Regions from separate parts of the Mus musculus genome. Here region 2 is linked to region 1. A link is a loop called in an ENCODE intact Hi-C map of the cell type or tissue named here. Cell type or tissue: gastrocnemius. All regions are shown on one strand. Links, peaks and the distances in the headings refer to the core of each region. The heading gives the core; the rest is flanking DNA.

Region 1 (7,480 bases), core at 2,355-6,354:
ATTAAAAAAGTTTATTTAAACAAACAAACAAACAAAAACAGAAAAGACTCCGTACATCATGACGGTCCTGTTTCTGTTTACCCAGATGAGCAGTGTCACCTTCTTGCCACCAAAGTCACAGACATTTATTTAGCTCCTACATGGGTCAGGCTAAGCCTGGGAACACAGAGGTGGATAAAATAAAACAGAGTTCCTAACCCCGGGGAGGTCAGACTATCTGGGACACAAGACTTCAAGGGAGTGGCTCCAGGGTTGAGACAGAGCCACTTCCTGCTCCACCCCCCCGTAGGCGGGGCTTCTGCTGCTTTTTTTTTTTTTCCCCCTGGGCCTCTTGTTCTACCCAACCACCAAGACATGTCCCTGTGTCCTGAGCTGGCTCCCTGATAGGTCCCCAGTCAGTAGTTCTCTACAGCTGGCTTTGTCCCTCACTATTTGTCTGTCTGTTTGTCTGCCCTGGCTAGACTACAGGAGGAAATCCAACTAAGAGAAGAAGCAGAGAACAACTTGGCTGCCTTCCGAGCGGTGAGCCCTCTTTGGTCCCCAGCGGTCACCTCTCCTCTCTCTGGTCCCCACTTGAGCTGTTCCTGACCCTGACGTTGTATTTCCCTCGGGCCAGGATGTGGATGCAGCCACTCTAGCTCGTATTGACCTGGAGCGCAGAATCGAATCCCTCAACGAGGAGATCGCGTTCCTTAAGAAAGTGCATGAAGAGGTACTGGGAGCCCTTGGGTGATGGTGAAGGCAACTAGAAGAGGGGCGTGGCATGGGAGTGAGGGTGGTCGTGGGGATAACTCTGAAATGGGATGTGTGTGTGAAGGTGCTTTGGGAGGGTCCAGAAGGGGACTGAAGCCCCCGCTGTGCCCTGCAGGAGATCCGTGAGCTTCAGGCCCAGCTTCAGGAACAGCAGGTCCAGGTGGAGATGGACATGTCCAAGCCGGACCTCACAGCTGCCCTCAGGGACATCCGGGCTCAGTATGAGACCATCGCGGCTAAGAACATCTCTGAGGCTGAAGAATGGTACAAGTCCAAGGTGGGTGGTCTAGCCTAGGAACTCAGGCACCTGTCCTCCTCTATCTCCATGTGAAATGCTTCCTGTACTTGCATCTATGGAGCAGGGTGAATGTAGAGTCTCCATACTCCCTTGCCTATGCTGCATCCCGCTTCTCTCCCTCTCAGAGACCCTCTCTCTGCCCTCAGGTTTCAGACTTGACTCAGGCAGCCAATAAGAACAACGATGCGCTGCGCCAAGCCAAGCAGGAGATGATGGAATACCGACACCAGATCCAGTCCTACACCTGCGAGATTGATGCCCTCAAGGGCACCGTGAGTCCCTCCCCATCCCCACAACCTCAGCTTCTTTCTGCCTGCTACTTAGCTCATACCTTCATCCTGTGACACTTTGAGCCCAGTACAGACCCTGTGGGGGCCTCCATGTCCTCAACCCACAGAGATGGCAAAACCAGATGGGTGGATTCCTAGTTGGGTACTAAGGAATCAGATGTGTCACCCTGTGAGGTTGGATGACGGGTACTGATGCTCCTCCTTAAGTGGTTTATTCTGCATGGCCAGCCACATAAGACCTTACTAGAGCACAGGGTTCCACAGCTAAGAAAAAGCCTTTGACAATTCTTCCACCTGACCATAAGAACCTGGAGATGCCTCCAGCCTCCAACCTCCAACACTGGGTCTCATTTCCATCCCGGTTCTCTAAGGCCCTCCCTCCTAGACATGCTCTGAGCCTACCCTTGACTTGGACCCCCCTCATCCCTTGCAGAACGACTCCCTGATGAGGCAGATGAGGGAGCTGGAGGATCGCTTTGCCAGCGAGGCCAATGGCTATCAGGACAACATTGCGCGCCTGGAGGAGGAGATCCGACACCTAAAGGATGAGATGGCCCGCCATCTGCGCGAGTACCAGGACCTGCTCAATGTGAAGATGGCCTTGGATGTGGAGATCGCCACCTACCGGAAGCTACTGGAGGGCGAGGAGAGCAGGTGAGGGTCCAGGTGTAGGGTTGGGGTGCTGGGATCCCAGTCAACAGGGTGCTGGGAGCCCAAGCCCACCCCATATCTCAACAAAACCTGGAAGCAGTTTTACACAAGAGGCTACCATTCTGCCCATTGCAGAAAATTAACGAGGGCCACTTGGGTAAAGCACAATGTAATTAACAGCTTTTTATTGAGAGAGAGAGAGACAGAGAGAGAGGGAGAGAGAGAAGTATTCCCTTATCCACCTTTAGAATTAAAAACCTACAGCATAAAATCATATTTGGCAATCAGTAATAAAATATTACTGCCAGTCAAGGGAGCCATGAAAGCAGAGTGGAAAATGATGAGGATGGAAGGGGCGGGGCTAGAGACAAACAGAGAAATAGAGAAGCAGGAAGCCTTGTACACTGATAGAGAGGAGGCTAAGGGGAACGCACATACAAACACACAGTCACTTGTGCTCAAAGGAAAAGACACAGATAAGGTGCTCAAAGCAACCCACCCAAACTTCAGATATGACAAACAGGAGTGTGACCCAGCAGTGGTGGTACCCGCCTTGAATCCCAGCACACAGGAGGCAGAGGCAGGTGGAACTTTTATGTTCAAGGCCAACCTGGAATACGGATGAGTTCCAGGACAGCCAGGGCTACATAAAGAAACCTCATCTCAAAAACAAAACAAAAACAAAACCCAACACACACACACACACACACACACACACTCACTCACACACACAGAGTCCTCTGAGGGAATCTTTTGGGAGACAGAAACATTATGAATCTGGATTGTTCCGGAAGTTACATGGAGATATACTTCTTAAAACTCACTAGAAGTACTCTAACATTTCCGTTGTATGTTAGTTTAACGTCAATTTAAGACAGATCAATGATGCCAACAAGTTGTACCCGTCAGTACTCATAAGAAGCATGGCGAGGTGTCTAAGTATAGAATCATAAGGAGAATTCAGGGGTTTTACTTGTTTCTTTCGAGAAGGGTCTACGATAGCGTGGGCCGGCCTCAAACATGCTGTGTTGTTCAAGGATGGCCTTGAACACCCGTTCCTCTCCTCTTCATTTCCTAAATGATGGGACCTAACAGACTGTGCCACCATGCCTGGTTCATGTGGTGCTGGGGACTGAACCATAGCTTCCTGAACGCTCAGCAAGCTATCTTCCAACTGAGCTCCATCCCCAACCCCTGCATTTTGTAGAACGCACACCTAACACACCATGAATGACCTTTTAAGGTAGCTAGAGAGAGATCCTCTCTTGTAGCCTAGGCATAAATGGCTAGCTCCTCGATCTGGCTTGACTGGGGGGGGGGCACAAAGTGAGTTTCTCAGCCTCTGTCCATGCCTCCCCTAGTACCAGGAGCAAGGACGATCGGGGGCCTGGAGGGTGCAGTGGGGTAGCTATGCCCGAGGTCAGGATGAGAATGGGTGAACTTTCTAGAAGGGGCAATTTCTGGACAGCTAGAGTTGGCTCTTGCTCTGTGCATTGTGAGTAGTAGTGGTATTGGGCTCAGTGGGCCTGGGACAGCTGGGAATGCTTGGGGAGAAGCAGATTAAAGAGTGAGGAGCAGGATTTCAGGGGAAGATTGGAGTGCTCTTAACCCTCTGGGGACATGGTCTCTCTCGCTTCAGGATCAACCTTCCTATCCAGACCTTCTCTGCTCTCAACTTCCGAGGTGAGTGTGGGCTGGAGGGTAGAGATGGGCTGCAGGGATTCAGTTTGGGTAGCCCAAGTCCATTAGGAGAGAAGGATAGACCCCTGGAGGAGGCCAGGCTTGAAAGAAAAAGAGGACTGTAGCTAAAGCACTCAGGTGGTGGTGGTGGTGGTACTGTTTTGTGTTCTATTGTGCTGACTACATCCCCCCAGCCTTCTGGATTATTGGTTCTCAAGAATCAGATGTGTCTTGAATCCCTAACTCTGGAAGCTGCAGGGGTGTCCCCCTGGCAGTTGGAGCATCTCGCTCTCTGCACAGGAAGGTAACCCCTTGCTCATGAACCGTCTGGAATGCTGCCAGAGAGCACTTGGCACACCGTTCTCTGGCTGTTTGTTGAGTGCCCTATTTGTGAGAGCAAGATGTTGGATGCATATTTAAAAAAAAAAAAGCCAAATTTTAGCAAAGCCAAACAATGAGGCGAACGAGCTTTGAGGGCACGTTGCCATCCTGACATTAGTAATATGCAGATCAAGTGGCTTCCCAGCCCCAGAGAGCAGAAAAGAATTCACTAATGATACATTAGGAGAGCAAGTCGGAGATCTTGGCAGCGTCTCCTTTCCTAGATCAAACCTTTTATATCTTCGATGTTCATTTCCATCAGGAAAAATACACGCTGTGCTCCATCGAGTCAAACGTTCATTACAGCCTAGTTGCTTGCTAAGGGACTCATGAGCGCCAAACTCCTGACACCACGGAACTAAATGTGACCCCCACTATGAAAACTCAGATTTCTTTTTTCACTTATTTGTTTATTCAGATACCAAGTATGTGTTCTGCATATAAAATCACTTTTGCTGCGGATCAGCAGCTCTGAGACAGAATAAGTGGACTATCATGGCTGCTACTTCCCAGAGAGGAAACTGAGGCACAGGAGGGACTAGCTCCTGCATCATTAAGACATTAAACAGCTCATCCTGGAGCCTCTAGGTTCCTCCAGCAGGTCTATAGGCCTGGGCTTTGAGGTCCTGTCTTAGATGAGAGTCCACGGATATAAACTCACCATTCAGGACTCTTCTGAAAATCTGGAGGTGGAGAGAGAGCAAGGCAGGATAGGAAACATGAATACTGTTCCCGGGCCTTGGGTCCCCTGCTATCCTGTACCAACACACAGCACAATCTTTTGGCTCTTGAAGCCATTCCTCTAGCAAGACTGGTCCCTCTCTCTATAAATCATCTGTTGGGTGCTGGGTTCCAGGATGAGGTCTCAAAGAAGTCAGACAGTTGTCATAAGAAAGGTGAAAGTCAGCTAGCACTTGGAGCAATGCAGCCTGGGGTGGATTTCCAGTCATGGTGCAGCTTAGGTATGAACCTGGCCAGGCTCATATGAGCATGGGGTGGGTCTATTACAGAAACCAGCCCCGAGCAAAGGGGTTCTGAAGTCCATACCAAAAAGACAGTGATGATCAAGACCATTGAGACCCGGGATGGAGAGGTGAGTGGTGTCGGACCCCTTGTCTGACAGCCCGGTGTCTTTCACCAGCTGGGTGGCTTCCAACCCTGGATGGGGTGGGTGGGCCTTGCTGCCTTGGGGTGGAACAGTTTGGGGTGAGGCTCTTCTAAGCCAGCAGTGGATAGACTGGCCTTCTCCTCCTGCTTAGGTTGTCAGCGAGGCTACACAGCAACAACATGAAGTGCTGTAAGCCAGGAATTCAGTGTCCTGGCCCCGTCCTCACTGCCTCCTGAAGCCAGCCTCTTCCACTCTCGGATATCACACCCAGCCACTTTTCTCCACTCACAGGCTCTGACCCCCCCTCACCGATCACCCCTTTGTGGTCTTCATGCTGCCCAACCCCAGGGAACCCCTCAGCCACCTCTGCAGACCCTCCCATGAGCCCTGGCTATTGGCAGGTGTCAAAGCTGGCTCTTAAGAGAGAACCCAGCTCAAGTCATCGCCCTTCCCCTTCCACCTTTGTGACCCCTGGCTTAGGAGAGGGTACCAGAGAGGGTGTTGGGATCTGCAGGGTCAGGACCGAGTTTGTGGACATCCCCAGCCTGGGTCAGAGACAGAATGAAGCCTCAGCGAGCTGAGATGGAGAGTGGGGGGCCTGAAAACTGCCCTCATGGCCCCTCTCTTTCCCATCGCAGCCCAGGATGGCCTTGGAAAGCGGGGGCTGTAAGAGGGAAGCGGAAGGTGCTGGATGTGGGAGCAGGAGCTACAGAAGGAGAGAGGATGGGTGAGGAGCTGGAGAGGAAGGAAGAGAGAGGCAGAGAGTGGGCTCAGGTTGGTGGGAGGGTACCACCTCCCCTGCCTGCCCCTCCCACCGCAGGGGCCTGGACAGAAACAATAATAAAGAGACAAGCACAAACCTGCATGGCCCTGTCATCTTGACTGTGTCTCAGGGGGAGTCTGGACCGTGTCACACCCCCATTGCCCTGGGATGAACTGTGTCAGTGTCATGCTCAGCGAGATTGAACAGTAGGCCTCTGGGTGCTGTAGTCTGGGGAGCGTGGGGTGCTGGAGAAGGGGTTTCTGTTAAAAAGCCACAGAGCCTTCGGTCCAGCCTTCTATCCCCTTAGGCTACCTATCCCCTTAATATCACCTGGGCATCGGGTAAGGTAGGGATGGGGACAGTCCTATTCTACAGACTGGCTGTGAAGGAAGTTCCCTCGGTCCTTTTGTCCCCAAGGCACTGCCAGTCCCTTTCCATTGAGACAATGTCTCCTGTAACCCAGACTGGCTGCAAACTCCCTCTGTACCCAACCATTCAGCTTTAAACTCCTCATCCTCGAGGCTCAGCCTTTTAACCCTTTCTTTAATGCGCAGAAGCCGATCCAGGCAAAATAACGTTGTTCACAGAAGTGCAAAGACAAGACTTTTTACTTGGGTGAAAAACAGCTCGGCACTCTTAAGAGAATGTCAAGCCACCCTCTATCCATAAGCAGTTCCAATGGAATTTAGTCTCAATTAAAATACCAGAGGGAGCCAGGGCCGGTGTGCTGCCTGTAATCCTAACAGGGGCTCAAGAGGTTGGGACCAGAAGACTTCAGGTTCAAAGCCAGCCTCTGCTTCCTAATGAGGCCCTGTATAAGAAACAAAACAAAACAAATACAAACAACAACACCCAAGAACAAACAGAAGGAAAATTTGAGGTAGTTAGGGGAAATGGAAGGGTATAGGAGTTATTGAAGAAAAGAAAAGAGAAATCAATTGAATAAAATATGTATATGTATTATGAGGCCATGATAACATAGATCAGTGATTCTCAACTTTCCTAACGCTGCGACCCTTTAATACAGTTCCTTACGTGGTGGAGATCCCCCAACCATAAACTTATTTTTCGCTGCTACTTCATAACTGCAGTTTTGCTACTGTTAAGAATCATAAGGTCAAAAACCAACCAAACAACAACAACAACAACAACAACAACAACAAAAACGAACAAACAAACAAAAACGACCGGGCAGTGTTGGCGCACACCTTTAATCCCAGCACTCAGGAGGCAGAGGCAGGCGGATTTCTGAGTTCGAGGCCAGCCTGGTCTACAGAGTGAGTTTCAGGACAGCCAGGGCTACACAGAGAAACCCTGTCTCAAAAGAAAAAAACAAAAACAAAAAAGAATCATAAGGTCAATATCTAATATTTGACCCCCACAGATTGACAACTGCTGACTTAGAAAGTTTTGTTGATGAAAAGGAACCGCCTAAGACATTGATGGGATAAAACAAGCGTCACGCATGTATGGGATGCTGGAGCGTGTTTAAGGAGGCCTTTCAGTCTAGGGGGAGACACTTAGCGACAGAGAACTTAGCGACAAGTGAGGAGCCT
Region 2 (7,480 bases), core at 2,097-6,096, 63 kb after region 1:
AAGGCAGCCAGGTTTCTAGGCCAGCCGGACGGACATTCAGGAGGAAGCCACCAAGCCAGGGTGTGCACATGATCTTTAGAAGCTGACAACTCTATCCTGGCTCAGTTTTGGGGAGAATGGATCTAAGCTTGCTTTCGACTCAGCTGGGCTTGAGAAGGCTATTTCTAAGCCCTGGTCAAGGCTGTGGGGGTGTAGGACTGGTGGGAGGGCGTGGGGGACAAGCTGGATGGAAGAGGGTAGAAATGGAGGGGGTGGCGGGTGGAAAGAGCATCCGCAGAGAAATGTGGGGTTGCTAATCCCTTCCCACCCGGGGCCTCCATTTTTCTGTGCAGCTGATTCCCTGCTGAGCAGTGAGTGCCCTCTGACCCCGTTCTCCCCCTGCAGGAAGAGGCCCCTCCCAGGTCCACTTTATCAACTGGGGCTGATCCTGGACTAATGACAGTAGGACATCTTTTACCTCTTACGCTGGCCTGCTTTGTTCCCTCCGCAGTACCCCGACTGCGGGCAGCAACTGAGGAGACCATTCCCAGTACACTGGAGGATAAGATCGAGGCCCCTCCTTGGGGAACAATAGGGTCCTGTACTTCCTCTGAATTCCTGCTCCCTCCTGGTTCTTGTGGTTACTGCTTTCCTAGGGGTCTTTAGCTCTCTCTCTCCCCAGGTGAAGTGGACACACCCCACCCCCGTGACCTAAACCAGATTGGATTTTTTGTCTTAAGGAACAATCCAGGGACCACAAAATCAAATCACAGTGCCTCTGAGGACTTGCAGAATTGGCACAAGCCCCTTGCCTTGGGCAAGGTCACCAGCCAGGGTCCAGGCAGCTTTTCTTTTTTTTTTTTTTTTTAAGATTTATTTATTATATGTAAGTACACTGTAGCTGCCTTCAGACACTCCAGAAGAGGGAGTCAGATCTTGTTACAGATGGTTGTGAGCCACCATGTGGTTGCTGGGATTTGAACTTCGGACCTTCGGAAGAGCAGTCGGGTGCTCTTACCCACTGAGCCATCTCTCCAGCCCCCAGGCAGCTTTTCTGCTTTGCCCAAACAATCCCTCTTTCCAGGTTCAGCTCCTGCCTTCTCTGCTGGGCGGTTTGGGAGCACTTCCTGCGTAGACTCTGTGTCGCCTTTCCTTTTCACAGCAGACCCTCCCCACCCAAGCTTGATCGGTCTCAGCCTCTCAAGTCACAGATTAGAAATGCAGTTTCAGAAGGGGCATGGGACTTGCTTAGGGTCCTGGGGTCTACTCTTCTCTCTTGCTCTTTTTAGTGGCATGAATGAGTATGCAGGAATGTCAGGAGCCTCCTCTAAATCCCAGAGACACAGCGAGGCACGCTTCCAGGGGCTGCCCATAGGGGGCGCTGGCTTCAGCTTTCTTGAGACTGCACAGTCTTTATTTTTTTTATTTTATTTTTTTTTTGTTTTCGAGGCAGGGTTTCTCTGTGTAGCCCTGGCTGTCCTGGAACTCACTATGTAAACCAGGCTAGTCTCAAAATCAGAGATCCTCCTGCCTCCAGCCTGAACAACTTTCAGGAGTATATATTTTTTCCTTCCATCATGTGGATTTGTTGGACGGAACTCAGATCACAAGGCTTGGCGGCAGGTGCCTTTATTTGCTGAGCTGTCACACTGGCCCCAAGACTGCACATTCTGATAACAGATGCTTCGCACAGCCCATGTTAGCTCGGGCCCCTGCTTCCTCTCCTTTTCCTGCTCATTTGCCCTGCAGTGGCCCAGAGGGAGTTTAAATTGCAGAGTCTTAACTGTTATCATTCTTCAAACTGTGTTTGTTTTTATTTTAACAAACGCCCATAGAGCACTTATTTACTGCTGGTCTTAGCTCTAAGTGACTTACACACGTGAGGTAAGCACCGGGCATCTTCAGTCATCAGTCAGGGAGAAGATGGTTCTGCATATGTTGAGAGGCTGGAGAAGGTGATGCCCACTACAAGAAAACCTGGAGGCACACAGGGCATGAGGCTCTATTCTCCTACATACGGCCAGGAGGCGAGAATCATTCACTGTACTGGCCATGCTACCAGGGCTCACAGGCATCTGTCTCTCCCTCAGCAGCAAGCAGCCAGGGTCCTGAGCTGTCTCTCTTTTCCTTCAGATTTCCCCCCAGTCTTCCACATCAAACTCAAGGACCAGGTGCTGTTGGAGGGGGAAGCAGCCACCCTGCTCTGCCTACCCGCAGCCTGCCCAGCACCCCGCATCTCCTGGATGAAAGGTAAACACATTGTATCTTCAGTAGAGAGGGGAGGCAGCTACATGCAGTTCCTAGTCAAAGGGCATGGGAGAGGCTAGGCCACGGGGAGGCAGAAGGAAGTAAAGGGCAAGGGAGGGAAACCTGGATTCACTCAGCTGCTCCGTCTATGCCTTCTTGTCCCCAGATAAGCAGTCCCTGCGTTCAGAGCCCTCAGTGGTCATTGTGTCCTGCAAAGATGGACGGCAGCTGCTGAGCATACCCCGGGCCGGCAAGCGGCATGCTGGGCTCTATGAGTGCTCAGCCACCAATGTCCTGGGCAGCATTACCAGCTCCTGTACTGTGGCCGTGGCCCGTGAGTTAGTGGGAGGGCAAGGCCAATGTAGCAGGGATGAGGAAGTGGGCTAGGGCATGCTGAACCCGCATATGTTGAACCCGCATCTCCTTCTCCTTCCAGGCATTCCAGGGAAGCTAGCTCCTCCAGAGGTGCCCCAGACCTACCATGACACAGCACTAGTAGTGTGGAAGCCAGGAGACGGTCGGGCACCTTGCACATACACTCTGGAGCGGCGGGTGGATGGTGAGGGCAAGGCAGGGTGAAGGGAGCAAGTGGCAGGCCAAGGGTAGGGGTGGGGCTGTTTGGGAAGGCCGGAGTCCTCACCAGATAGAGGCATCTTCTCTGGGCTCTTGTAGCATAGAGAGCTGGGGCCATCGCTCTAGGGCCTCAACCCTCCCTCCGCTGTGCTGTCTGCAGGGGAATCTGTCTGGCACCCTGTGAGCTCAGGCATCCCCGACTGTTATTACAATGTGACTCAGCTGCCTGTCGGCGTGACCGTGCGGTTCCGTGTGGCCTGTTCCAATCGTGCTGGGCAGGGGCCCTTCAGCAACCCTTCTGAGAAGGTCTTCATCCGAGGCACTCCAGGTCAGCGGGAGGTGCAGGGCGGTGATGTCGGAACCCAGGACCTCTCTGCTCCTTGGAGCGTCCCAGCTCTGCTCCCAGAACATTCCGTGATGATTTTCCTTGTCTTTTCCTAGATTCTCCTGCTCAGCCAGCTGCTGCTCCCCGAGATGCCCCTGTTACCTCAGGGCCAACCAGGGCCCCACCGCCTGACTCTCCTACCTCACTGGCCCCCACCCCCGCTCTTGCGCCCCCAGCCTCCCAGGCATCCACTCTCAGCCCCTCAACTTCCTCCATGTCTGCCAACCAGGCCTTGTCCTCACTCAAGGCTGTGGGTCCACCACCCGCAACCCCTCCACGAAAGCACAGGGGCCTTCTGGCCACCCAGCAAGCAGAGCCATCCCCACCCAGTATCGTGGTCACCCCAAGTGAACCCAGGTCTTTTGTCCCTGACACTGGAACCCTGACCCCAACCTCTAGTCCTCAAGGGGTTAAACCAGCACCTTCCTCAACTTCCTTGTATATGGTGACTTCCTTCGTGTCTGCACCTCCAGCCCCCCAGGCCCCAGCCCCTGAGCCCCCTCCTGAGCCCACCAAGGTGACTGTGCGGAGCCTCAGCCCAGCCAAGGAGGTGGTCAGCTCCCCAACTCCTGAGAGCACCACTCTTCGGCAGGGTCCCCCTCAGAAACCCTACACCTTCCTGGAGGAGAAGGCCAGGCAAGCAGGGATAGGGAGAAAGTGGGAGAATGGACGGGACACAGGGAACAAGGGATACAGTTTGGATTCAGAGAACAGTGTAGACTGTCCTGGCTAAGGACCATTTGAGTTCAGCTAGCTACTGTCTTGAGCTTGAGCCATGTACTCTTCACAACTGTGAGAGGAAGGCACAGCCTTGCCACTGTGATCACCCCTTTCACAGATGAGAAAACTGAGGTTATGTGCTCTCCCAAAGGTAGAGAGCCAGGAGAGCTGGAAGCTTTGCTCCTAGCACTGAACTCCAAAGCCCACTGTGTTTTTGTTTTGTTTTGTTTTGGAAAGATTTATTTAATGTATGTGTACACTGCGGCTGTCCTCAGACACACACCAGAAGAGGGCACTGGATCCCATTATAGATGGTTGTGAGCCATCATGTGGTTGCTGGAATTGAACTCAGGACCTCAGGAAGAATAGTCAGTGCTCTTAACCGCTGAGCCATCGCTCCAGTCCGCCCACTGCGTTCTTGTTCCCATGGTCCCTGCTTCCCATTTTAGTTCTCACAATGATAGTGCCCACCCTGAGTCTGTGGCATCCCTCCTACACACACAGGGGCCGCTTTGGCGTTGTGCGGTCATGCCGGGAGAATGCTACGGGCCGAACGTTTGTCGCCAAGATCGTGCCGTACGCCGCGGAGGGCAAGCGACGCGTGCTGCAGGAATACGAGGTGCTTCGGACGCTGCACCACGAGCGGCTCATGTCCCTGCACGAGGCCTACATCACCCCTCGGTACCTCGTGCTTATCGCTGAGAGCTGTGGCAACCGGGAACTCCTCTGTGGGCTCAGCGACAGGTAGCTGGGTGTCCCCAGGGAAAGGGTAGCAGGAGTGGAGGAGGCTGACTGGAAGGTCACCCGTTTAGCCTATGGTGACACCCCACCCCGACCCTAGATTCCGGTATTCAGAAGATGACGTGGCCACCTATGTGGTGCAGCTGCTACAAGGCCTGGACTACCTCCACGGCCACCACGTGCTACACCTGGACATCAAGCCGGACAATCTACTGTTGGCCGCTGACAATGCCCTTAAAATTGTGGACTTCGGCAGTGCTCAGCCCTATAACCCTCAGGCCCTGAAGCCACTTGGCCACCGCACAGGCACTCTGGAGTTCATGGGTAAGAGGGCCAGCAGCCGGGTCGTGGTAGAGGGCTAGAGGATTGCCACAGGGGCATGCCAGGCTCACCCCCTCCACCCACACATGTACCACTCATATATTACCCGCTATGTAAATAATGAAAGAGAGTTTTTTTTCCATTGATCTTTACAATAGCCCCGGAGTTGGGCACTACAGTACTCCCTTTTTACAGATGAGGAAGGAGAAGCACCCTGACATTAAGTTATTTGTCCAATTAGACAGTTACAAATAACTGCAATGGGATTTGCAAAAGCTGGAAAGACGAGAGAATCAATTACAACTGTACTGAGCAGGGAAAGCCAGTCATTTAGCTACCTGCTAACCGGTACTTATTATCGTTATTCCTTAAAGTTATTCTACAAGCCGCACTTTAGAGACAAGACAATGGGGAGCCAGGCAGGTTTAGTAAATCGCCCGAGGTCCCATCGTGAGAAGGGGCAGGCTTGGGATTAGAGCCAGCCAGGCTGATTTCAAAGGCTCTTAATCTTGGGGTTGGCCACAACTCTGTAAATGAGAGCACTGCTTCTGAGCTGGTCCAGGGCAGCTTGTGACATTGTATCTTGGGTCTTCTGGAATCTCCGTTACTCAGTGGCGAGTGGCCCACATCACCCCCTCATCTGTCCTGCCTGCTGACCTCTAGGGCCTGCTGTTCTGGTTTTAATCATGCTTTGGTAACGGCCACGGTCCTGCTTCTTACGGCCCCAGAACTCCCCCCAACCCCCGCCCCAACCCAGCCTCCCTCTCCCTGTTCCCCTGCCACGGGGAACCTAAGCCAGCTTGACCTCTGTCTCTTGTCAGCTCCTGAGATGGTGAAGGGAGACCCCATTGGCTCTGCCACGGACATCTGGGGAGCGGGTGTGCTCACCTACATCATGTGAGTGGCCTGGCCCTGGTCCAGCCCCATGCTTCCTCTGCCCATGATCCCTCCCTCTACCTGTTCTAGATCTCATCCCACTTCTGCCCACCCCTCCCTCATCCTGCATTTCCCTGTCTCCCAGGCACGCAACCAAAAGCAAAGTGGCATTATCCCTGAATACTGTGCCCCTTCCAGATGTCCTACATGAATGTCTCTTAGACCTTTCAACTGCACATCACTCTAAGGTAGAGGCAATGAGAGAGGCATCCGAGATGGCAATTCACCTTTCTTCCACAACAGGCTTAGTGGGTACTCCCCATTCTATGAGCCAGACCCCCAGGAAACAGAGGCTCGGATTGTTGGGGGTCGCTTTGATGCCTTCCAGTTGTATCCTAACACATCCCAGAGTGCCACCCTCTTCTTGAGAAAGGTCCTCTCAGTACATCCCTGGTGAGTAGGCCCCCTACCTGCCAACCCTCCAGTGTTATCTATTTCTGAATGCAGACCACCATGGCTTCACTTGGCCAAAGATTCCCAACTCCTCCATAGAGAGCTGCAGCAGAAGCTGTCACACTGCCGTCCATTTAAAGTCCGCAACAGCCCTGGGAAAGGCAGAGTCAGTCCCTATTGCAGAGACTGGGAATCTGAGCCCATGAGCTGCCCAGTATCAGAATCAGGATTGATAAAGGGCCTGAGGGAGGGAACAGCCTGCCTTCTCCCAGAGCTTCTTTCCTGGTTCATGATCTCTGGCTTGCCTGGCAGGAGCCGGCCCTCTCTGCAGGACTGCTTGGCCCACCCATGGCTGCAAGATGCCTACCTGATGAAGCTGCGCCGCCAGACACTCACCTTCACCACCAACCGGCTCAAGGAATTCCTGGGCGAGCAGCGGCGACGTCGGGCTGAGGCTGCTACCCGTCACAAGGTGCTGCTCCGCTCCTACCCTGGCAGCCCCTAGGTGGCACAGACCGCAGCCCGGCCACGGGCTTCAACTTGGGTTCTCACTCGCGCTGCCAAGGGACATTCCAGAGCCCATGCTGAGCTGGACAGGCAGGGGCTTCAGATACCAGCAGCAGCAGCAGCAGCAGCAGCAGCAACATCTGGCTGGGCTATTACCTCATGGACCTAAGAGGACAAGGCCCTGGGGCTTCAGCCGAATGTCACCCCGGCCATAACCAGAGCAGGAGACCCACTGGCCAGGCTGGGCAAGGGTGAGAGCAGAAAGAGGCAAAGAGGGAGTTGGGAAGTGAAGAATGAGACGGAGGATAGAGAGGGAGGAGTTTGAGGAAGGTTCTAGGCTGGAGTGGAATGCTATATCTCAGGGAGAAGCCAGAAGGGGACATGGCTGAAGAGGAAGAAGGACCCTGTGATGTGGGAATGTGGTGGAGAGGAGGACTGGACATAGAGAGTGTGCCAGGAGCCAGAGCAGAGACATAAGGGAGGGCAGAAGGGTAGAAGGCAACAGGAGTGGGCTCAGGGGTGGCAGGGCAGGCCAGCAGCTGCATCTTCAGAAAGAGAGAGGAGAAAGGCAAAGAGACGAAAGGCCGCTCCAGCTGGTCTCCTGTCCCAGCCGATGCAGTTCTGGGCGTTCTCCACTGGCCCAGGGATGTCCTCACTGCTCCTCCATGGCCTTTGCCC

What was found. Hi-C counts contacts between places; a loop is a spot of excess contacts. Peaks named below come from ENCODE experiments on the same cell type or tissue, not always from the same donor. Only the 100,000 strongest peaks of a DNase experiment are listed, where the experiment ranks them.
Region 2: it touches region 1 in a loop (2.7-fold over the local background); 4 of 42 quality-filtered maps call a loop at or near these places.

Annotation. Positions count from the first base shown.
Region 1 is chr1:75,361,697-75,369,176 of GRCm38, forward strand. It overlaps Des (desmin), which reads left to right. Exons shown (of 9, transcript NM_010043.2): 2 at 462-522; 3 at 617-712; 4 at 869-1,030; 5 at 1,198-1,323; 6 at 1,775-1,995; 7 at 3,632-3,675; 8 at 5,064-5,146; 9 at 5,313-6,883. The coding sequence ends at 5,354. It overlaps Gm15179 (predicted gene 15179), which reads right to left. Exons shown (of 4, transcript NR_037976.1): 4 at 6,514-6,735. Among named protein-coding and RNA genes, the nearest start is that of Des, 5.1 kb to the left of the region's middle. In gastrocnemius, for the core only: no CTCF peak of the experiment used is centred there; a DNase peak (open chromatin) is centred at 4,012; H3K4me3 peaks cover 1,756 bases; H3K27ac peaks cover 3,426 bases.
Region 2 is chr1:75,424,652-75,432,131 of GRCm38, forward strand. It overlaps Speg (SPEG complex locus), which reads left to right. Exons shown (of 41, transcript NM_007463.4): 32 at 2,113-2,229; 33 at 2,393-2,560; 34 at 2,663-2,785; 35 at 2,960-3,127; 36 at 3,241-3,820; 37 at 4,409-4,648; 38 at 4,746-4,969; 39 at 5,788-5,863; 40 at 6,146-6,295; 41 at 6,608-7,480. The coding sequence ends at 6,800. Among named protein-coding and RNA genes, the nearest start is that of Gmppa, 7.5 kb to the right of the region's middle. In gastrocnemius, for the core only: no CTCF peak of the experiment used is centred there; no DNase peak of the experiment used is centred there; H3K27ac peaks cover 957 bases.